2 separate regions of the Mus musculus genome follow, and region 2 is linked to region 1. Evidence: chromatin loops called from intact Hi-C (ENCODE). Cell type or tissue: gastrocnemius. All regions are shown on one strand. Each heading gives the region's core, and the rest is flanking DNA. Links, peaks and the distances in the headings are about the cores only.

Region 1 (16,345 bases), core at 4,676-12,675:
TGCTCTGGCGCTCTGGCGCGCTCTGGCTCCTAAAGATGTTAGAAGGGGGCTTTCGTTTTTGGGGCTTGGGTTTTTGCGCTCCTGCTCCTGAAGATGTAAGCAATAAAGTTTTGCCGCAGAAGATTCTGGTTTGTTGTGTTCTTTCCTGGCCGGTCGTGAGAACGCGAATAAGAACTTTATAAACCAGACTGGCCTCGAACTCAGAAATCCGCCTGCCTCTGCCTCCCGAGTGCTGGGATTAAAGGTGTGCGCCATCACGCCCAGCAGCACGCACAGATGATACTTGATACCCTGTGACATCTTATAAAGAGGAAGAAGAGTTCAGAACTCATTCCTGGACACTCCAACACCGGGGAGTTGGGAGGATGTGGAGAGTGGGAGAAGGGTCGTCCATGTGTGCAGGAAAGTGAGTCATGAGCTTGTCGAACAGGATGATGACTCCATGACTCCGTGACTCCCACTGCTGGCCGGACAGTGAGCTGATGGCTTTGTGTCCACCCAACTCTTAACGGAGTTGGCAGGGAAGGAAACATGCCCAGGGTGGGACTAAGAGACCCTGAGATGTGGTAAAGGGAAAACAAGAAGTAGATGAAGAGAAGTTATTGCTGGGCAGTGGTGGCACTCGCCTTTAATCCCAGCACTTGGGAGGCAGAGGCAGGTGGATTTCTCAGTTCGAGACCAGCCTGGTCTACAGAGTGAGTTCCAGAACAGCCAGGGCTACACAGAGAAACCCTGTTATAAAAAACAAACAAACAACAAAAAATTATTATTACATCTATTTATTTGTTTGTTTGTTTGTTTGTTTGTTTAGTGGGTTAAAAGTGGGTATGCGCAGTGTGCCTGTGGAGGTCAAAGTATAGCTTGTAGGTCCCTGGGTTCAAACTCAGGTCATCAGGATTGGCAGCAAGCAGCATGACATTTATACATTCATTCATTCATTCATTCATTTGAAACAAGGTTTCTCTATATAGCCCTGGCTGTCCTGAAACTCACTGTGTAGACTAGGCTGGCCTCAAACTCAGAGACTCACCTACCTCTACCTTCTAAGTGCTGAGATTAAAGACATGTGCCAGCACACCCAGCTTGTCATTTTTTTTTCAATATGGGGAAATAGTGTGTTTGTATTCTGATGATAATGAGCTGATAGAAGGAAGAATGCTGTCACGGTGTCCTGAGCAGGTCCTAGTACACCAGCAAATGGATTGCTCCTCCACCATGACAGGGCATTGGGACACTACACAGGAGGGGTGGGAGCTGAGGGGAAGTTTCTGGCAGTTATCAAAGAGAACAGGAACTTGGGTCATTGAGAATGGGTCTGCAGAGAGGAGGCTGGCGTCTAAGGAGACAGGAGAAAGTGTGAAGTCATCACCATCACCCGAGAGGATGGGAGAAAAGAACCTACCGGAACAGGCAGTTTGCTTGCCAGACATTAAGCCCCAGCAGAAACAAGGGTGGGGCTTCTCTGCCTGCTGGAGACAGGCGCCCAGGCTTCTGAGCTGCTTTGGCGTTTAGCCAGTTTGGGAGAGCTGGTGATTAGAGTCATTATTGTCTTTCTGTGGGAGGGTTGTTTGTTCGTTTGTTTGTTTTTAAGGCAAGGTCTCATGCAGGTCAGTCCAGCTTCAAACTTACACCATGTAGCCAAGGGTGGCCTTGAACTCCTGGTCCTCCCGCCTCCACTTTCCACGGGCTGGGAATCTTTTAGCCAATTTTAAGATGTGATTTGATAAAATTATGGGGTTTTTTTGTTTTTGTTTTTTACAAATTGATTAACTCATTTGCCTTCAAAATACCATTCAAACTTAAATGTACAAATAATTTTTTTGCTAGTGATACTCATTTAGTACCCAATCACCCACACACACACCTCCCACCTCCCACCCCCCGGCATCATCATCAGCTCTTCAGTGGCCTCCTGTAGTCCGCGGTTTAGAATCCATGCACCTCTAGACATGTCTGTGACAGTGTCTTCAGGAGGTTTCACTGAGGGGGGAAGACTCACCATGAAGTGGGCTGTGATCCAAGGCTGGATAAAAAGGAGAGGTTGGGTTGAGCACAAGCATCCATCTCTCTTTGCTTCCTGACTGTGGACACCATGGGGCCACCGTGAACTGTGACCTGAACTGGTGAGGCAAAATAAACTCACATGTGGTGGTCAGTCTCCACTGTGAACTTGGCCTGAAAAGATAGAACCTGAGTTGAAGAATTTCCTCCATCAGATTGGCCCTTTGGGCAAGTCTGTGGGCATGATTGACCACTGATATAAGAGGGCCCAGCCCACTGTGGTTGGTACCACCCCTGAGCAGGTGGGCCTGCAATCTATATGAAAGCTGACTGAGCAGGATCAGGGGAGCAAGCCAGTAAGCAGCATTCTTCCAAGGTCTCTGCGTCAGTTCCTATCTCAAGACCATGTCCTGGCTTCCCTGGATGATGGGCTATAAAGAGTATGGTGAAATAAAACCTTTGTTCCCTTAAGTGGCGTTTGATCACTTGTTACAACGGGGCAGCAAACTGGAGCACCTTCCTTCCTGACACCCCAAGAGTTCCCATGCTGCTGACTCTGCCCTTAGTCTTTTGATGATGCTGGGACTATCTTAGCTTATGTCATGACCACAGTCTTTAGGCTCTGGTTTCCCTGGGCTGGTAACTGTATCAAGCTGATGTCCTTGGGAGAGTTTGCAATGGTTTTGTAAAGTGTGCGGTGTGGATCGGGGACAGAGGTCAGTAAGGGAACACTCTTGGGTTTTATTTTAATTTGGATTCTTTCTAGAGATGGTGGGTCCCTCCCGGATCCATATGAGACAGAGAGTTCAAAGCAGAGCGGAGGAGACTGACATTGAAGATAAGGCTGTCAGTGTACACCCTGAAGAACGGAGGACCAGGTGCTACAGTCTCCAGGGAACAAAGGCTGGTGACCAAGTAGTAAGGAGTGTGGATGCAACAAGATGGGGTTAAATGAGCAAGATCGGTGTGGAAAACAGGGTGCGTGCGTGGCCTGTGCTCTTGGCGGCTTAGAAGTTTGGGAATTTATTTCATTAAAATTCTCAGTATTCGAGAGACCAATGCATTAAAGTCCTTCTATAATGTAAGAGGTGCGGGTAAAGTGCCTCTTTCTACTTAAGAAGGGCCCTTTTCTCCCCTTCTCCATTAGCGCATCATCAGGGACTAATTCAGAGATCAGCATCTGCTCTGCATTTCTTAGTGAGTTCACGGGGCATTTTGTAAAGCAGACGAATACATTTTATAGCCTGGGAGCTTGAAACGGGGCAATGTCTCGATAAGGTGCTTAGTCTACCTGAGTTTGAGACTAGAGAACTCTCAACTAAGTACAGACTCTGAGCCTGGAATTCTGCCCTCTCTCCCATCCCGCTTCGGTTTGGTTTCCTGAGGTTTACCTCTAGTCACTTAGTTCTCAGTCCATAAACCCCAACACTTGGACTGCTCCGATCCCTCACCCTAGCCATCTCCTCAGCAAAAGAAACGACAGACGCAGCTGCAGCATCCATGTAAAAGTCTAAGAGACCCAAGACTAACAAAGTCCTTATGCCGGGAGTCCAGGTACAGGAGCTATGTCCAGTGACCCAACAACAGAGGTGCGGACCTTCTGCTCCTGAACTAACTTCAGGAACAGAAGAGAGTTGAGGCGGTTCAGATAGCGCATAGGAATCCTGAGGGATAGAGATGGGCTAAGAAAGGGGAGGGACTTCCGGGTCTTCCCTGGGACTGGCAGTAGTAACCAGGAACTAGGTTGCTACCACTTTTCGCGGCCTTCTCGCTCTAGTCACGGCTGCAGGTAGGTATCTTTAGCATTGGAATAAGGAGTAGAGAAGCTAGGTCAAGTTCACAGTATATGAAAAAATTCTTGATTGTCAACGTGTCTGCGTGTGGAATTGAGTAGATCCTGGCCTGGTGGTTAAGACAGACGCAGGCTGAAGACAGAGAAGCCACACATTTTCATCGCTGTCCCGTCACCCATTGGATATCTGCAAGTTCAATGAAGAGTTAGTGTTCTCAGCAAAGGCAGCCTTGAGGATTCGGGAAAGTAACACAGGCAAACATGATCATAACCCACACGTCAGATGTGGCCTCGCAGCCAAGCCAGGGGAGACCAAGGATTGCCGAAGCAGTGTAACAAAGTCAGCTGTGAGCCAGTAAACTAGAGGGTGTGTTCACACTCTTCATAGTGAGAGGCCAAATCAAACTCCATTTTAGAGAACCTGACCTAAGTTTAAACTCAGGTAAACTAACAGGCCGGTAGCTAGCATTAGTTTCCAAGTTGCCGCCAACAGAGCCAGAGCCTAGCTCCAGTCTCTAGGCTAACTCCCAGCAAGACCAACATCTCCAGGTTATCTCCCCCAACAGATCTGCACCTCCAAGTTGCAAGCCCACCCCCGCCTAACGACCACCAATTCGGAGAGAAACAGAAATTAAGTTTATGATATGATTTCCAGCATGGTGGCTCTCCAATTAGATACTTAAACACACACACACACACACACACACACCTTGCTTGTAGCTTTCTATAAAGCCTTGCCCCAGTAGATATTTGGGGCTCCCCCACCACGAAAACAGTCCTTTGTGACAGTGATTCGAGGAGGTAGAAGGGTAAGGGAGTGGTGGTGGGGGGGAGGTGGGGGGAGGGCTTAGAGCTAGCTCAAATAAAAAGGCCCTATTGTGATGTACATCAGATCAACCCCTGTCTATCCCCCCACCCCCACCCCACCCCCCCATCACTAACACTTCCCTGGCACTATAATAAAATACTTAGAAGTCATCTAACTTGGGGGACAGGCCAAGTTTGTGAGGGGCAAGACAGGAAATATTTTAAGCTACATAATAAAAGCAATGCTCACTGTTGGGATAATCTACACATACTGTTATCAACTGGCTAAGAAGGTGTGTCCCTGCCTGTATTCTTACTTGTTAATTGCTGAGTGTGTTTTTGGGGGTGGGGGGTGGGGTGGGGTGAGACCAGGCTAGCTGGATTTGTAAATGTCGCTTCCTCACCTGCTCAAAAAGAGAAGGCAGGCTGCCTGCCATAGGGGAGGCCCTTGGTGCCAAAAGCTAACACCAAGATATGGACTGGGCCTTGTCCTCTGCTGATTGGGTCAGACTGGTAGAGTAAGGAGCGTGGTGTGGCTCTTTTGCATAATAAAGTGCTGGTGGCTGGAGCAGACCTACCAAGCAGAAAGACAGGCAAAGGGGTGACAGAAGAAGAACAGGAGCAGGATAGGGAGGTCTCTCTCTCTCTCTCTCTCTCACACACACACACACACACACACACAGAGAGAGAGAGAGAGAGAGAGAGAGAGAGAGAGAGAGAGAGAGAGAGAGAGAGCTACGTGGAGAGATAGACACAATGGCGGGGAGTTGAGTTAGATGGGCTAGCTGAGGGACTGCCTGAGCAAACAGGCCAATGACCATATACTATACAGATGTCTGTGTCTTTATTATTAAACCACAAAGGGAACTTCCAAAAACCCTGCAGTATCTCACAGCTCAACTCTGCCCTTGTAGCCCACAAGCTACCCATTTCATTTATACTAATACATAACAAATGGCTGGGGCTGGAACCAATAAAACTTTATTTGAAAAACAAGCAGTAGGGAGCTGGAGAGATGGCTCAGCAGTTAAGAGCACTGGCTGCTCTTCCAGGGGTCCTGAGTTCAAATCCCAGCAACCACATGGTGGCTCACAACCATCTGTAATGAGATCTGATGCCTTCTTCTGGAGTGTCTGAAGACAGTGTACTTATATATAATGAATAAATAAATCTTTAAAAAATAAACAAGCAATGGGCCAGATTTAGCTCTAGGACTGAAGAGAGAGAGAGAGAGAGAGAGAGAGAGAGAGAGAGAGAGAGAGAGAGAGAGAGAGAGAGACCAGTCCACCAACAGATGATAGCACTGGGCCTTGTAGGTCAAAAGAAAATAGAACTAAAGAAACACCTGTCTTGAGTCTCAGAGAAACATTCCTTCATTCCTTTCACTAAAACAGGGTTTCCCATTTTACCTGCCTAAAATTCTCCTGGAGTGGAGGCGTTAGAGAAAAGCAGGTTGGAGACTCTCGGTTCAGGTACTCTGAAGTACTGGGTTAGAAACTGGGTTTCTAAATGTGCACGAGTCTGCTGCTGCCGGTGGCCCAAAGATCACCCTTCGACAAGCACCATATGGTCTTAAGTTTTCCAGGCAACAAATGAGCCCTGCTTTGCAGCAGGACAGATAAGCAGGTGCCGAGGAAACTTACCAGGTTCATTTTCTTGTCTTCTTTGTTCCAGAAACCCTCAGAGGGCATCAGCTTGCCTGTACATGGTGGGCGAGCAGAAAGTATGCAGGCACCTGCAGCCCGCTCGTGGGTGGAGCCTGCTAATGAGCAACTCTGCTGACTGACTGGAGGGGAGGTGCTCATTCCAGGCCTCTGGCCAGGAGCCTTCTCTTCTGGGCTTGTCAGAGAGCCAGTGCCACAGGCTTCAGGTTCACCTCAATGGAAAACAGCATCCGAGCCACAGCCCAGGCCGCCCATCTCTCTGAAAAGGCTCAGGTCAGTTGGAGGGAAGCTTGTCATTTGGCCCAGAACTTTCACACTTGAACTGTTCCTTTCTGCTTAGTCAGTCACCCCTGCCCAGCCCACCTTGATCTCCTGAATGTGGACATTGTCTGTTCTAAGTCATCCAAAGCGGGGCCTCTGTTCTCTGAGGAACCCTGTCCCCCACCTCTAGATTCTTAAGAAACATAACCCCTAAGAAAACAACATCGGTTTAAGAAACCTTAGGAGCCCTGATTCCTGTAAAGGGGCCAGCCTAATCCAGAAACTCCATTCCTTACATGAGCCTGGCTTCGGACCCAACCGCATCCTTTGCTTATAGCTCTTTATCTCACACAAAAACCCTCAGGTGAACCCCGGAGTCATGTTTATTCTGTTAAAGAGCTAAAGTCGGGAGACTTAGGCGGGAAATGTATTGAAGTTGAAAGAGTGCTGGCCTTGCATATAAAGAAGCCCCACCCACAGCTCCACACACAGCATGTGGGAGGTAGAAACAAGAGAATCCCAGCTCATTCTTGGCTGGCAATGAGTTCAAGTCCAGCCTAGGCTTCCTGAGACCTCTCTCATAACCAAACAAACACAGTGGAATTCAACATTGAGATGCTTTCCTGGGCAGCCAGCTCTCACTCCCAGGGAAGGGAGGAGACTGGCTGAGGTCCTGCTCTGGGTGAGAGCTACCCTCCCACAATGCAGAGATGTTCTTTCCATTTCTGCAGCATACAAGCTCTGTCCTGATGGCGGTCCCTCCTGTTGTCACTCTGTGAACGGGGTCTACTGCCTTCTGAACAACTCCTGAGACAACAGTATATTCATTTAAAATGTCCATTTTCAGCTGGGCAGTGGTGGCACACACCTTTAAATCCCAGCACTTGAGAGGCAGAGACAGGCGGATTTCTAAGTTCGAGACCAGCCTACAGAGTAAGTTCCAGAACAGCCAGGACTACACAGAGAAACCCTGTCTCCAAAAACAAAACAGCAACAATACAACAACAACAATAATAATAAATAAAAACGTCCATTTCCATCTATTGAGTCTCTTCGTTGTACAAAGAAAACCAAGGGCTTTGCTAGCCTAGGCCAGGGGAGTACGCCGGGTGGACTGCCAAGAGAGCAGGCATCTATCTATACATACAGTTCTAGCCAATAAGTATGTGTGATGAGAGAGGGGACAGGCTAGAGCAATGGAAAGGCACGGAGAGACTTTCCCTGTCTTCTGCCTGTCTTCTGTTTAGCTCAGGATTGCGCTTAGATGAACCTTGGTGGTGGGGGGCGGTTTGGAGACTGCTGTGCCCCTTCTCTGCTGCTTGCTGTCTGCCTTTGTGGTTCTTTCAGTTGTCTCTCCACCTCAAGCCTCATTGTCTCCTCCCACTTGCTTTGTTGTGCTGTTTGGATTGGTGGCGCAGAGCCCACCAATATAGAAACACATCTATTGTGTGGGTGAAGACCCACCGCTTCTCAGATCCCTGTGGGGGCTGTGATGTGGAATAGGTGGCGGGCCATTGCTCTTGACTTTGCCCGCCTTTGGTTGGGTTCTGAGCCTGCTACAGCGCTCTCCTTCTCTCCCTTTCTGTTCTTCCACACCTTTGCTTCTCAAAACTCCCGTCTTTGGCTTTCTGCCCCATGCTCTACCCACTCTTCTCTGTGGCCAATTAGTCACAATGTGAAACCGAATATTAATAACCGTTACATGTTGATGCGGATTCAGTAAATAACACTTCTAATTTTCAAGGCGGGTTAGTTGGATTCGTGATATGAGGAAATTTGCGCGCGCGCGCGCACACACACACACAAATACTCATAGCTAAACGATGAGACTGTTATTGCATTGTGTGCTATCCCTAAAGAATTCTCGTGATGGGGAGCCATACTTCTTGTCTCTGACAAATGTACTTGTTCCCTCTCCTGCCGTAAGTGGTAATGGCCCAAAGGCTGGTCTAGTTAAGCATCTGGAGCATCAGCGCCCCCTTGTGTCACATCTTTATATTGCATGCTGGTCGGATGCGGGAGAAAGGCAAGGATTGGGAGTCCAGGGAACAGATTCAGCAGGTTGCTGGGCCTTGTAGGTCAAAAGAAAATAGAACTAGAGAAACACCTGTCTTGAGTCTCAGAGAAACATTCCTTCATTCCTTTCACTAAAACAGGGTTTCCCATTTTACCTGCCTAAAATTCTCCTGGAGTGGAGGCGTTAGAGAAAAGCATGTTGGAGACTCTTGGTTCAGGTACTCTGAAGTGAGAACTGGGTTTCTAAATGTGCACGAGTCTGCTGCTGCCCGTGGCCCGAAGATCACCCTTCACCAGGCACCATGTGTTCTTAAGGTGGCTGCTTAGACAACAAGGAAGGACTCACGGGGGTCCTGTGAGCAATACGAAGCTCTTCATGATTCGCCCCAGCAACTGCACAAGCTGACCTTTGGTGCTCTGGAGCACGGATTTCAACCCCTACCTTCTCTGGTGTTTTGTGGTATTAATATTCCAGTGTGCTGAGTTACCTTTCGGTGTCAAGCCTCTTGGCATGTACTGGCATAATGCTACTATTGTGGTATTTAGAAAATCTGTTAAATTGTTCTTAGAGGGCTGGACACCACTTTAAATTTCAAATGGACAAAGGGTGCAGGGAGTCTCGTCTCACAATTCTGAGATGCTTGACAAGAGAGAGGATGAGTACTGATAAGGATGTCTTGGAGGAGGGTTGGCAGTGCTGCGACTGGCTGTGACTGTTGGACTCTCCACCATGACAACAGTGGAGAAGATGTCGGGGATGCAGCCCAGTGTAGACCACTTGCCTAGCACAGATGTCAGCAACGTCACTGTTGTGATAGAATTGCGGCTTTGTGTCCGGACAGACCACACCAGGGCAATGCAGTTCCATGTGAGAGAGGTTTATTGTGTGTGTGTGTGGGGGGGGGGGGTTGTTCACAGGTAAATGTGGGAGTTAAACCAGATGGACGCTGGGAATGTATGGTGATTGCCATGACAACAGATGTGTGGGTCCCTGTTGCCTATGGGTGACATCACCATCATTGCTGGATTCGGAAGCGACCTGCAATTCCTGATACTAACAACCACACTGCCTAGGCAAGGAAGCACAAAGAAGGTTCAAGCAAAGCCATCAGCTTTAAAGTGGATCCAGAAGATGTTCAGAGGGGATTTCCCATTTTCCCACCATCCCCACAGAATTAGAAAAGGCCTTCTCAGCACCTCGATGGTTTTAAGTGTTTATGATTTTTAATGTCAAGTGCATTAAACTTATATTTCACTGTTGAAGTTAATACATGCAGAAGTTTCCGGCGTTAATGTCGTCTTCTAAGTAGTATCTCAGATGCTCACGTGATCCTCATGAGGCTATGATTATTAGCTCTGGGATGGTCCATCTTGATAGGACTGAGAGGAACCTAGCAGATTAGCAAGCATACTTTGGAGGGTCTGTGAGGGTCTTCCCGGGAAGATTAACTTAGGAGGCGCTTGCTCTGAATGGGGGTCACACCATCAATAGGCTGAGGACCTACATGGAATAAAGGGTAACAGGGAGGAACTCCTGCAACCGTAAAGCCAATTCTCTCTCTCTCTCTCTCTCTCTCTCTCTCTCTCTCTCTCCCTCTCTCTTTCTCTCTCTCCCTCCCTCCCTCCCTCCCTCCCTCCCTCCCTCCCTCCCTCCCTCCCTCCCTCCCTCTCTCCCTCTCTCCCCTTCCTCTCCTCCCTCTCCCTCTCCCATCTCTCTCCTTCCTTAAGTACCCAATTTTTGCCGGGCACACGTTCCCTGCTGTGAAGCTCTGACCTCACAGCCGGCCCAAATACAACTGTCAAGTACATGCGGGCCAGGATAAATGCTTCCTATTGGTCCGTTGTTCTCCCGTGCGTGGGTCGCAGCAACGAAAAGTCTGACGAAGAAGGTCTCCATTTCACAGATGGGAAAATAGAGGAGAGTCGGTATGTTTTCCAAGGTTATATACTCTCACTTAGTTACTTTCTTATTAGTGTAATAAAGTACCCGCAAAGGCACCAGAAGGAAGGAAGGAAGGAAGTTAGGAAAGTAAGTTTATTTTGGCTTTCTGCTTGAGGGTATAGTTCGTCATGGCAGGAGAGTCAAGGCATTGGGAGTGTGAAGTGGCTGCTCACACCACATCCACAGTCAGGAAGCAGAGAGATGAATATGGGTGCTCAGCCCACTTTTCACTTTATATCCAGTCTAAGACTCCAATGCACAGGATGGCAGAGCCCACCTACGGGGTGCGGGTTTCTGCTTGATGAAGCCTTGCAAGCAATGACGTCATGGAAACACCTAGGAATATCATGTTCGCAGTGAAGACTAACCATCACACAGCCAGCATTATTTACTCTGTGCAATCTGGGTTCGGAATGTATTCTCTGAAACAGTGTGTGGCCCTGAACCTTCCCTAACTAAACTACCAACACTGCAGTATTACAAACAATAAAGTCTAAGGACTGTTCGTCAGCAACTCAAGGGACCTCTCAGGGAAGGAGGGGGGACGCTGTTTCCTGCATTATTTATACTTTTTCTTAAACATTCCTTTACTACCTTCCTTTTTAAAAATATTTGGCAGTTATAGGAATTTTCTTAAGTCAAATGAAACATACTTATGATCCAAATACAAAAACAAAATCCCTTCTCGGTTTCCCCAAACTTGCTCATGCTTTGTTCGCAGCAGCCCACCGCTCCCACCCAGTGACTGTGGCCGTCCTCAGACCTATTTGGATTTGTGTTTTCTGTGTCTGCTTTACTTTCCTGTGTAGCTTCTTTTAAAAGTCAGCCAAATTTACCCAAAGAGAAGCCGTGTGTGTGTGTGTGTGTGTGAGAGAGAGAGAGAGAGAGAGAGAGAGACAGACAGACAGACAGACAGACAGACAGACAGACAGAGACAGAGAGACAGAGCCTTGTTCAAGCTGGACCACCGAGCTACACTCCCAGTCCACCTTAAAAAAAACTAAACCAATGTTGCTTGTACTGTTTCCAGATCTGCCTCCAATGCTGAGCTAGGGTGTTGGCAGCTCTTCAAAAAGTTCAAATCCTTCCCTGAATTCACTCAGCAACCTCTCCTTAGTCCAATCACACGAGGTTATTAAAAGGGGAAAAGCCAGCCTCTCACTTCTATCACCCTGGGGAGATTTCACATATTGCTTCCTCTTCTCAACTGCGCTGCCAAGAACAAGGCTTTGTGGCATCAAAGGCCCCAGTGTCAATACAACTATAAAATGCAGACAGCTTGGGGATACACTCAGAGCGGCTTGAACTTAACGCTACACAACCTTTTCTCTCTAACATTTCCAGGGTGAATTGCTGAGCCTGGAAGAGTGCAGCCTCGCACGCTCTTCTGGGTTGGACAAAAGAGTTGCTGTCTTGGAGCAAAACAACTGCAATCACCCGCGAAAACCCTCAGGAGAAGGAGCCCATTAAGACTCTCATGGAGCATTGTGGTGGCTTGAATGAGAATGGGCCCCATAAGCTTATATATTTGAGGATTAGGAGGTGCGGTCTTAGAGGTGTTTTCCCCGGGGTGGGCTTTGGGATTTCAAAATCTCACACCGTTCTCTCTCTCTCTCTCTCTCTCTCTCTCTCTCTCTCTCTCTCTCTCTCTCTCTCTCTCTCTCTCTCTCCCTCTTGCTTGTTGGTCAGATGTGAGCTGGTCAGCTACTGCTCCAGCACCATGCCTGCCTGCCTGCCTACCACGCTGGTTGCCATGGTGGCCACCGACTCACCTCTGAAACCGTAAGCAAGTCCCCAGGTAACTGCTTCCTTTTATACGTTGCTTTGGTTACGGTGTCTCTTCACAGCCATAGAACAGTAACTAAGACAAGTGAGGAAAGGGGCAGAGAAGGCTCGTGAGACTCTTACAAGGCATCCATGTTTTCTGGACAACTGTGTCTCTTGTCCAGCATCACTTCTCTTGCATCTCCACATTCTCAGAAGTTTGCAGTTCTCTCTTGCAGACAGGAACCTGGCACCTGCCGGGTGGGTGAGCGGGGCTCCAGGGACTGTCCTCTAGGGAATCTTGTGATGTCTCTTTCTTCTTCTGGGTTTATAATTTCTTGTTCAGGGAGAATATTGCATGATGAATGGACATTAGCTTCTCTAGGCATGGGACTTGACAGGCAAGGTCTGGTATTGTAGAATCCATTTGTGTTCCTTTCATGGCTGGAGTGCTTTTAAACCTGAACTTAAAGTGTAAGACCATCAAAGCGATGGTCTTCATCTGTGGCTAGTATATAATTCATTCTATCTAGAACAGTATGGATAGAGATGTCTTTTAATACTAGGGAATGAGAATTAGGCATCAGTTTCTAGATCTGCTGTGACTTCTATCTCTGTCCAAGTCACAAATTCTGCAGCCAAGGTTTTCAAACCCAGTACTAGCTGAGCCCTGCCAGAAGATGCCACTTCCCCCATCCATGTTTCTTTCTTTCCTTCCTTTTTCCTTTCTTTCTTTTTCTGTCTGTCTATCTGTCTTTCTGTCTTTCTTTGAGACAGGTTCCTCAGTATAGCTCTAGCTATCTAGAACTAGCTCTGTACACCCGGCTGGCCTTGAACTCAGAGACCCACCTGCCTCTGCCTCCCAAGTTCTGGGACGAAAGGCGTGTGCTACCACCACCTAGCGCCATCTGTGCTTCTTAAGATAAAAACAACCGTGACATTTGGGGTGTATCCAAATGTTCCTGCATCAGAACAACTGCAAGTACTGTTACCAACCTACAAGATGCAGGGTTACAGAGACACCAGCTGAGAGAAGCCAGATGACCCTGCCCACACTGGGGATGAATGCCTTAGTTGCAGCCTGAGCTGTCTGGCAGAAGTTAAGTCTCCAACCCATCCTTGTGAGGGGCGTGAGGTGGATGCAGTGGGTGGCAATGGAAAGGAACTAACACCTACTGTACTCTTAATACATGTGTGGCCTTGCATCAAGGCAAGCCTGTGTGCTGGATAGGATGGGCCTCAGTTTGCAGCACCAGAAATGGAGAATTGAGTGAGTTTTATAAATTGCCCAGTGAGTTTTAAAATGTGGATTTTCTAAGTGGCCCAGCTATAGCTTGGAGCAAAGCAAAATCAAAAGGCTGACCTGGCCATGGTCAATCTCTCAGGAATGCTGCAACCTTGCTGGAAATATAATGAAGCAGAGGCCATTCCGTCCCAAGACTTCTCTTGCAAAGAGCAGGGTGAATGGCTGGGATCAGGGTCAGAAGTGGGAGCTAAAGCCCTGGCTCAGAGGTGACGGGGAAGGGCCAGACTAATGTGGGCTTTGGACTGATGGATGGAGAACCAGGTCCTTCTGGACCACTGGAAAGGCTAGGCGGTTCCTAAGCAACACAGGGTCCTCACCTCTTCTCCTTGCAGCCCTCCTTCCTCCACTCCAGGTAACGCCTGGCCTCCCTGCCAAACATTGAGCAGATAGTTAAACACCATTAGCTTGAGGGAGAGGGGACACATCAGCCTCTGAGGCTCCATCAGCATCTTCCAGAGACACATCTGCTCTCAGTGATATACCTGCCCCTAGCTGGCCAGGCCCCTTTCCCCATGCCTGTCCCTCAGGAGGTTCCCACCCTCTCTGCATGAGCTTCACACCTGCACTTCAGCCTTCCCACCCCCAAACAGTTTGCAAGTGACTGTGCCCAAATGGAAGTCGTTTCCAGATTTGATGTGACCTTGTCTTTGAGTAAATTGTTTCAGAGCTCAACATAACTGGTACTGTAAATTATTTTCCTGGGGAGAAAACAACAAACCAGCCATCCTGCAAAATCATCTGACGGTGGCTTTTTAAAAATCTTTACAGCGACAACTACATAGTTTAAAAGTTAATTTTCTGTATTATGCCATAGGATATGAGCCTATGTTGAGGTGTGTTGCAAAACAAAATGAAGCATTTCCCCAGTCTTTACCTTTTTTTAAAAAAGATTTATTTATTTTATGTATTTGAGTACAGTGAGCCTTTATGTGGTTGTTGGGCATTCAATTTTTAGAACCTCTGCTCACTCTGGTCCACCCCACTCACTCAGTTCCTGCTTGCTCCAGTTATTTATTATTATACATAAGTACACTGTAGCTGACTTCAGACACACCAGAAGAGGGCGTCAGATCTCATTTATGGGTGGTTGTGAGCCACCATGTGGTTGCTGGAATTTGAACTCAGGACCTTTGGAAGAGCAGTCAGTGCTCTTACCCACTGAGTCATCTCACCAGTCTTCCTCCCTACCCCCCAGTCTCTTTCTATAGTGAATCAGTGCAGAATGCCATAGAAAATAGTGACATCATCCTTCAGGGCAAACCTAGAGGAAGGGAGGGGTGGAAGACTGGGTTAGAGGGAGTCACAGAGAGTTAGAGAGACAGGGTGGGGAGATATAAGAGGGCAGAGTGGACATGGAGAGTAGCCTGAAGGAAATGGGATAAAACTCTCTTATGACAGGAAGGACAATGACAGGATGGGTGTCAGGTCACATGATTATGGAGACTTAAGGCCTTGAATCACCTACAGCACCAACCTGAGGTGAATGTGAGTGTTCAAACAGAGAGAAACTAGTGTTCTACCATTGACCCAAGGTGAGCTTTGTCTCCTGTGTTTATAGCCAAGGACACTGCAGAAGGCAGGGCAGATGCCTCCTCTCTCAAGGTGCAGGGTGACTCCGCCTGCCAGGCTGTCAGATTGTTCTGCACACTTCCAGCTGTCCTGAGTTCGTGGGACCACTAACGTGCAGTTTGGAGGATGCTGTGTCAGAAGCACAGATGGACGTGCCTATGTCTTTCCACAGTGTCAGAATTGTTTAATAACACTGAGTTCACAAACTACATGAGTCCATTTGGCTGCAGTTTGCCAAGTAGTCTCGATTTCCCTTGATAGCTGGCTATTGGCCTTTTTTTAATCCCAGTCTTAATTACTAATGTGAACTCTCAGATCACACACCACCCACCATATGGTAATTAATCTATAAATATGAATATATGTAGGTCAGGGTGGCAACAAGAATTAAAGAGGCTGCAGCAGGCTTTCAAGACTGCTGTAAGGAGTTTCAAGACTTTCAGTAAGGAGTTCAAGACGCCTTACTGAAGGTGGAAGGTGGCTGATGCAGAACGCAGAGCCACTGTAGTGTTATATAGTGTTATATGTGAGATATTACGAATGGGGCTGGAGAGATGGTTCAGCAGTTAAGAGTCCTGGATGCACTTCCGGGAGACTCTGGTTTAACTCCCAACTCCCACCACAGCCATGTATAACTCTAATCCCAGAGGATCTGATGCCCTCTTGTGCCTTCTGTGGGCATACATGTGGTGCACCATATACATACAATACAATAAATAAAATTTCAAAAAAAATTAATTAAGATATTAAGAAACTCAGCTAAAGGGCCTGTAGTCTCTCCAGAACAGAATTTCAGGGTCACAAGGTTGAGCCAGGCCTCTGGGTTGAGTTGAATTGCAGAGGCGAGGTTGGGGACCCGATGGACCTGCACAGATACACGGATGAATGGATGCATAGAAATCTGAGTAGCCACGTCAGCAGCAGGGACCAAATTAGACTGAAACCCTAGGGACGTCCTCTGACACTGGGTGCTCAGATGACAGTTTGCTGGGGACTGTGGCTAACCTTTCTCAATGTGTTCAGTAAATTCTTGGGACTATTTTTCTGATAAGTTTTAAAGTATAGCCATGTTGTAGCAATATCCTCTGAGCCAAATTGCCACCGTCTTCAGGAGTTTGGCTGGGCCTGTCCACCAAAGATCATCTCAGCAGGGCTTGTTGACTGTTGACATTCCCTTTTGGAAGGAGGGAGCAGGGAGGGTAATGGGACCCTCCCCTGAGTGC
Region 2 (8,000 bases), core at 1-8,000, 390 kb before region 1:
CCGTGGAACTGGTCTGTATGAGCTGTGGAAATCAGGAAGGTACAGGAGCTATTCTCCCAGTGACCTGATTGAGCTGGTGGCTCGGATCCTAGCCCTTGTGCCCCCGTGGACTCGTGTGTACCGGGTGCAGAGGTATGTGTGACCTTTCAGTCCCCCAGATGCCTCTCTAAAGGGGTAGTCTGGTTTGATAGCAAACATTTTGAACTCTGTTTTTAAATTAGAAGTAGAATATCAGGAATGCCATGTGTAGGAAATAGACACTAAGGACCGTGTGCCCAGGCCTCTTTGCCAGTATCTTATATTTATTCATTGTCCATTTATCCATGAGCCAGGAAAGTAAGAACAACTCGAAGGGTCCCATGGGCAAAATCTAGGACAATTTGAACATCAAAATAAACATACTAAGGGGCTGGGGAGATGGATGGTCTGTCAGCACAGTGCAAGGGGCTGGACAGATAGATGGTCAGTCAGTACAGTGCAAGCATGAGGGCCTGACAGTGAGCCCTAAAGTCCAGTGTAGTCATATGTGCTTGTCATCCCAGCACTGGGGAGAGAAGCAGGCAAGCCCCTGGGGCTCAGTGACCCGCTAACCTAGCCTATTGGAGAGTTCCAGACCAATGAGAGGCTCTGCCTCAAAAAGGTGGACACCACAAAGAAGAACCACACCAGAGGTTGTTTTCTGCCCTTCATGTGCATGCACACACATGCATACACACATATGCACATACACTACAGACAGGTAGGCTTGTGTGTGTGTGTGTGTGTATGTATGTATGTATGTATAAATGTCTGTATGTTAATAAATGCTAACCAAATGAATAAAGCAGGAACCCTACAGTCCATATTGCTACTCTTGATTGTAGAGTGAGTAATCTGTGTGCTCCAGACGCATGCTGTCGGCCATCTTCATTTCATGCAGGTGCTGTATTTGCAGATTCACCTACTAGAAAATCCTGTGACTCAATCTATCTATCCTCAGAGCACATTTGCCATAAATCATTCTTGGAATGGTGAACAATTTGGGTCGCTCATGCACATGCTCTTAGCTGAGGTCAAAACAGTGCCTCTCCGCCTCTTTCCAGTCTTCATGCTGTAAACAAGTGTTCTCTTTGCACTCTACTTAATGCTGCATTTTTCAAATTTTTGTGAGCTGGTTAGGAATTGGCTCTTTAAAATGACCTCCAGACACAGTGCTTAAGTGCTGTCTATTGCTCCTAAGTGCTGGAAGGCCGTGAAGTGGTTTATGGAGGGAGTAGCGTGTGGTGGGAATCCTTTATTGTGAAGGCCCAAGAGAGAACTGTTGGCCGTGAGTTCCGGGTGAATCAATCAATTAGATATATTAAACAAGGTGTCTTAAAACAGAATCACAGAGTACAAGGTACTTACTTATTGATAGTTGACAAAAAATCTGGCCAAGAGTGGCTCCTGGGAACCTAACCCTGTGGGTTCTGGCTCGGTGCTTCATTGTCAGATGTGACCTGAGAGAATATAATTACCTACTGACTGCTTACCTACCAAAGAACTAGAACTGACCAGATGTGGCTGAAGCTTTCCCCACAATATACTTATTACAACGTAGAAAAGAGTCATGTGGTGCAGAAGAAGCCTGGCCACGAGTCGGAGTGAACATTGTCAGAAGCCAGTGAAGTGAGTTGTGGCCGCCTGCTGGGACTGACTGACACCACAGGCTTACCTCTGTGACTTCTACCTAACATCTGTAACTAAGTTTAATCATGAGCCAACATTAGGCAACCCCAAGTAGATGCACATTCTAGAATGTGACAGCTACACAGAAGATTGGGACAAGGTCCTTTTGCTTGAAGGACTTTGTTAAGACACTGGTGCAACTCAGTTGGGCTCAAAGAGCAACATCAGATGTCTGTTTTGGGTCGCAGTTCTGTGGTCGTGATAAAGTTTGCCCATTTGGGTGCTCAGAGTGTCCTGAGACCTGCCACATCTTACTCACTTTTACCTTCCATTGGTCAAGAACCATGGTTACCTGAACTGTTTTTCTGCAGCTTAGAGATTGTTTCCCAAAATGTAAATGAGTACAGCAGGAAAGAAGAAAGCTACAAGAAGATTAGCAGAGGCAAGAGGCCATGTGTGTCTGACTTGGACCACCCCACCACAGAAGAGGCCAGTCCCACCTCAGGAGCCATGGCCTTCTAATGCAAAGTGCTCACAAGGAAGAAAGAAACCTCTGCTCTCTTAGTCCTGTAGACAGTGAGGCAGAGGCACTTGCAAGCTTCATGTCGTGTTGTGGGCCATTATACTGTCTACACCAGTAAAACAATAAGGGCTTGAGAGGTGACAGCAACCCCCATCTGAGGGGGAGGGACAATGGAGTGTGCAGGCTGCAGGCTTTGAAGGCAGCCCTCTGCTTCCCAAACACAGGGAATGGCAAGGTTTTCAGAAGCCATGGAGTCATGATGCCCTGGTGAGTCCAAGGACAGCTGTTTGAAGAGAGCAAGGGTTCAAGCAGTAGGTGCCTGGTTTCACCTCAGTACCATTGTGGGGTCAGGTTTCCATGCTTAGCGGCTGATAACTTGCCTAACTTTGAAGATAATCTTTTGATAAGTTTAGTTCAAAGACTGTTTTCTATATTGCTTTCCAATTTTCCTTTTAAAATTATTTTCTATGTTGAAGGTTTTAAAATGTAACTATAATAATTATACAGGTTTTTATTAATAGAGGTTTGGGATTGTATAGCTTACCATGGTTTGGGTAAATATGGGGTAAATATTGAATTTCTTCAAGATATTTTTGTTTTATGTTTTTAGTTGGATATTATTACTGAAGTGTTAGTGTGACTATATGCATTGAAATTTGTATTGTTTATATTTTGCTACTTGCTTTTTTTGTGTGTGTGTGTGTGTGTGTGTGTGTGTGTGTGTGTGTGTGTGTGGTATCTATACACATATACCTCTTTATGACTATGTGGAGGTCAGAGGACAGCTTTCAGGAGTGAGTTCTCTTTCTAGGAATCCAACCCAAGTCATCAGGTGTTCTACCCACTGAGCTGTCGTCTCACCATCCTACTGTTTGGTTTGTGCCCGTTTTTATTTCCAGATCTTCTATGTGCATCTGGCTTTCTATGTCTCTAGTTCTACATTCATGGCCTCAACCAGCCCCAGATAAGAACTTGCCAGGTGGGGGCTCCACTGAGCACATACTTTGCTCCTTGCTGTTACTCTGTAACTACAGTGTACAGCAGTGGCTGACTCCCCAACATTTGCCTTATACCGGGGGGGGGGGGGGGGTGATGGGCCATCTGGAGATGGTTTAAAGCACTTATATCCAGCATTATCTTCATGGAAACAAGCATTTTATGGTACCTGCAGGTAATTCTGGAACTAGCCTCTCAAAGATACTGAGGGCTGCTATATACTGCATTTAAACATGACTCAAACTTTATAATATAGACTATGAAGTACCATTTGTCCTCAATAATCACTGGAGATTTAGCCTCCACTTGTACAATGCTGAGGTAGTGTGTAAGATTGTATGTGCTGGTTTGTGTTTATATGGTATGGTTTTTGCTGCAAAGTCAATACTTCATACATTGCTCTGCAACCATATAATGATAAGCTTTGGCCACAGCAAGGTATATTTTAATTTTCAAGATATATAATCCCTTCATATCTAGCCACACAGTACTCTGCCCACATGAAAGCGATAATGTTTTAGAATTTACTTAAAATCCCCTTAGCGTATCTGTTAACAAGGACTGTTTACAAAATGCCCTTGTTTGGTGGGAATTCATCTTTACAGAACTGTTAAATATGGCAGTGTTTATATGAAATAAGCCAGATACAGAGAACCAGATGCTACACTATCGCGTTAGTATGTGGACTCTAAACAGACCGACCTACAGGAGTGTGAGGTACAACCAGCCGCCCTTCACTGGGGCTTCGTTCCTCAGTTAAAACCAAATGCCAGTAAGGAGTGGGGGTGGCGTCTCTGCTCATGCAGTAGAATTGCTTACATCAAGGAAGTGAAGTGGAGCCGGTAACACTTGCCCAGCAACTGCCCCTCCCCAAAAGGCAGCAATGATAAGAAGAAAGGATTTTGAGTGTTCTTGTCACAAAGAATTGATATTATGAGGGATAGATTGCTTAATAATGTGGTAAACCTCTGTGATGTATTGGCATATCAGAACCTCATGCTAGGACCTATTTCTATATACTTATTAAAAACTTATACATAATAATTAAAATAATTAAATAATAATAAAATAATTAAAATAATATATTTATATAATTATATTTAAATAATAAAATAATTAAAATTTTAGATACAAATAAATGATTGGGGTCATTTTTAGAGCTATACTTTAAAGGCAGCATAACAGCCTCATTTCCATTTATCTTACACAGTAATTGGTCCCATTGTTAAGCAGACATTAGGTTACTTCCAGGTTGTCTTACTTACTTTTCTGTCACTTTGATAAAAGCCCTGAAAGGGGGAAAACTTAAAGGAAAAGGTGGTTTGAGCCCACAGTTCGAGACTCCAGTCTGCCATGTCAAGGAAGCCATAGCTGTAGAAGTTTGGCAAGCAGAGAGCGACAGACTTGTGCTCAGCTCGCTTCCTTCTTTTCCTGCATCCAGGATCTCCCCAGGGAATGGTGCCCTGTGGTGGGAGAGTATTCCAACCTCAGATTTCCTATTGACCATCATTTCCCACAGGCACTCCCAGAGGCCTGTCTCCCAGTGCTGCTAGTCTAGATCCCCTCAGGTTGACAGTTGGGATTAACCATCACTCAGGTCTCTTTTCATTCCCCTCCCCACCTCCACCACTTTTTTCTTTTAAAGTCAGGGTCTCTATTTAGCCCTGGCTGCCTTGGAACTCACAAAGATCCCCCTGTCTCTGCATCTCAAGGACTATGATTAAAGGGGTGTCCACCATGCCCAGCCCTCTTTATTATCCTAGTCTTGATTTAGCTAAAATCTATCTATATCAAAATATTCATTTCTATTACAGTAGTGCAATCTGTGGAAAGAATCACCTATGGTAATGAATGGATCTATGTATCTTTTATCATTATTTTAATGTTTTAAAGTTCTTTTTTGAAGAAAGAGAGCTATAAATGTGATGGGATTTGCAGTGTATACGGTTTTCTAAAGAGATGATGCCAGTTCATGTAAATCATTGCTAATTTTATCACATGCTCTGTAGCCTTGATGCCTATAACTGACTCTGTACGAGGGTGTGATTTGCATTTCCCATTAGTGGAGATTGCCTGTGCCTTGTACCTGATCATCACTTACGTTACTTGTTTGTATCGAATTTACAAATCATGGGATCCAGATTACAAGATGGTGCTTCTTATGGAGGTAACCCCCACCCCCAAAGGAATTCATAAGTGTTAACTCATTTGGAATCCTCTTACCTGGGCCGCCAGGAAGCTAAGGAACTGATAGTTCCTGCAGAGTGAGACACTGAACACCAGAACATTCTGACAGCATCATTCTGGTGTAAAGTGGTATCAAGTGTGTTTAAACCCCTGAAATGACATTTTGAGGGGTATTAAAATTTATATTCAGATTGAGGTAGAATCTGTTATGTCAACCTCAAGAACTTGTATCAAGAACTGGATGATAAAACTTTAAATGAAAATGTAAATGAGCGACATAAACCTTATTACAGAGATACAGAGGATGGGCTGGAAAGATGGCTCAGCCACTAAGCAAAAGCACTGCTATTGTGAAGGACCAGAGTTGTGATACCAGCACCCACAATCGGTGGCTCACAGCCACCTGTGAGCTATCACTCCAATTCCAAGGAACCTGACTCCCTATACTGGCCTCCATGGACACCTGTGCTCGGGGATACACAGAAATACACACATATACATAATTTAAAATTAACTAAATCTTTTTCAAATGTATAAAGGTTCAGAGGTAAGGCTAGGTGCTCAGCAGTACTTGGAAACCGAGACAAGTGGTGTTACTCAGTGAGTGTCTTCTAGCCTCAGTCTTAAAGTTTTAGGCTAGTTCTGCAGGTCAGAAGACTGCTGCTGGCCAGGCATGTCTTAAGCACCTCACTCTAATGTGGAGGCTGAGGATAGGGCTGATAAAAGGAAGCCCCTAGTGATGAAGAAACGTCTCTGCCTGGCACATTCCGTATCTAGATTGTTTCTGTCTGAACTCATAGTCAAGGGAAGTCACGGTGTCCTTCTGTCCTGGACCATTAGGAGTTCTGCCTGTTTCTACATCGTTCTACCTCTTCATGTCTTCACCAGCCACAGCTGCCTAGCAAAGGTGAACTTACTGGCTTTACCCAGTGGAGAGACTTGGACACTGTGTTGTAGGCATGTCTCTAGGAGGGACCATGTTAGAGGAGGTAATGCAAGTCTGCTTTTCCGTCTTTCTAAGAGATCACTTGATGTTCGCATTGGTTATTCCTACACCCTGCCCCTCCCTGCTTCTAAGCTCTTGTATACTCTGTAGCCTTCTGACAGTTGAGTCAGGAGCATCTTCCTGGGTGTTTTTATGAGGCACATCCTGCTGCAAGGTTCTATATTCTAGCCCTGAGGAGTATAGTCAGTGATTAAATGTAAAATTCTGTCCAGGCACATGATGGGTTCCGCATTAGAGCGTTGCTGCCCTTGGGCTATTTGACAGCTGTCTGCCTTGATATGATATTAAATCACTGTGAGGCGTCAGACTAGGAATACCAATTTGCAACCAAAGCATGCTTCTGACGCATGAGAAACTTTAGACAGAAACAGCTCTAAACAGCTTGGAAAGGTTTTTGATGGGCAAATTGTAAATATTAGTACCTCTACTCTTGAAATATTACCTGTTAAGCCAACATGTATAATCTCTCTTCATGCCAGGAAAGAAAATAGATCGACTGACTTAGAAAAACCTAAAAGGAGTTTTAACTCCTGCCTCCATGAGGCAACAAGGTCAACCTATTAGGGACCTGGCTCAAGTTCTGAACATCCAGAGAGGTGTAACCCGTCTGAGTGGAGTCAGAGAGGTGTAACCCGTCTGAGTGGGGTTGAGCTCCGTCATGCACTAGATCTCTGTAGATTTCTAGCCAGTGCAGAAATGTGTCCCTCAGATGCAGTGAAGGAGACTATCTCTGAGAGTTGCACTTGCCACATTTTCTGTTCCTTAATGACCGAGAGCTTCCATCTGCTGTGCTCTAGGCATGTCACTACCAAAGACCATTAAAGCCGTGTTTCATTTTTATAGTGACAGAAATAAATTTGGGACATTTATGAACTGGTGGCATCCTTGTAAGGTCCTGCGTAGCCAGGGCCTCTCTGGTAATGAGAGCATCTATGGGGACATACAGCCTGTGTGGTCTCAGGCCTATCTCCTGTCTTTTCTAATCTACTGTCTCACATCTTGAAATTGTTAACAATTTTATAAGAGGCTATATGTTCTTTCTTTATTATAGGTCCCACCAATTACATAGCAGCCTCTTAGTAAATTATCATATCGTCATTTTAACACAAACACAAAGTGAGGTCACGACCTGACCAGTTGAAGCCTAGCCCTGCTTTTCCTAGAACTAGCTTTGTCTGGTTCATTGTTCATAGCAACCTTATAGGACTTAACTCCCAGGAATAACCACACAGGAAATTAATTTGTCGGGTATTAAGTATTAGCGCGACCTCCACTGATCATCACAGGTTAATTTTAGACCATGTATAACAATGTTTGGAAATATATTTTAAGTTCTAAAATATTTAGTATGTTAATGAGGATAGCCATATATCAGATTACTATAAAATATTCCAACATTTAAAAGGGGGCACTGTGAAGACTTAGATTTGGCTTATAGAACCAGAAAGATTTAAGCAATGTGTGTATATATATATATATATATATATATATATATATATATATATTCCTTTCTAAATAATTTTTACTTTAATAACCATTGTGTGATTTTTACCTGATTATTAACTTTGAAGCATATATTGATTTTAAAAGACTAAATTTCGAAAGTTAGGAATCATTATACTAAAACAACCTCTATGTAAG

What was found. Hi-C counts contacts between places; a loop is a spot of excess contacts. Peaks named below come from ENCODE experiments on the same cell type or tissue, not always from the same donor. Only the 100,000 strongest peaks of a DNase experiment are listed, where the experiment ranks them.
Region 2: it touches region 1 in a loop (2.4-fold over the local background); 5 of 42 quality-filtered maps call a loop at or near these places.

What each region holds. Positions count from the first base shown.
Region 1 is chr14:65,162,333-65,178,677 of GRCm38, reverse strand. Gm30008 (a long non-coding RNA gene) reads left to right here and starts at 3,660. Exons shown (of 3, transcript XR_874722.3): 1 at 3,660-3,790; 2 at 6,275-6,537; 3 at 7,373-7,399. It overlaps Gm41177 (predicted gene, 41177), which reads right to left and starts at 6,361. Exons shown (of 3, transcript NR_166862.1): 1 at 6,244-6,361; 2 at 2,000-2,175. In gastrocnemius, for the core only: a CTCF peak has its summit at 8,496 (motif pointing left); DNase peaks (open chromatin) are centred at 6,414, 8,131, 8,507 and 11,572; H3K4me3 peaks cover 543 bases.
Region 2 is chr14:65,552,253-65,560,252 of GRCm38, reverse strand. Elp3 (elongator acetyltransferase complex subunit 3) reads left to right here. Exons shown (of 15, transcript NM_001253812.1): 10 at 1-132. Among named protein-coding and RNA genes, the nearest start is that of Elp3, 37 kb to the left of the region's middle. In gastrocnemius, for the core only: a CTCF peak has its summit at 3,120; a DNase peak (open chromatin) is centred at 3,147; H3K27ac peaks cover 751 bases.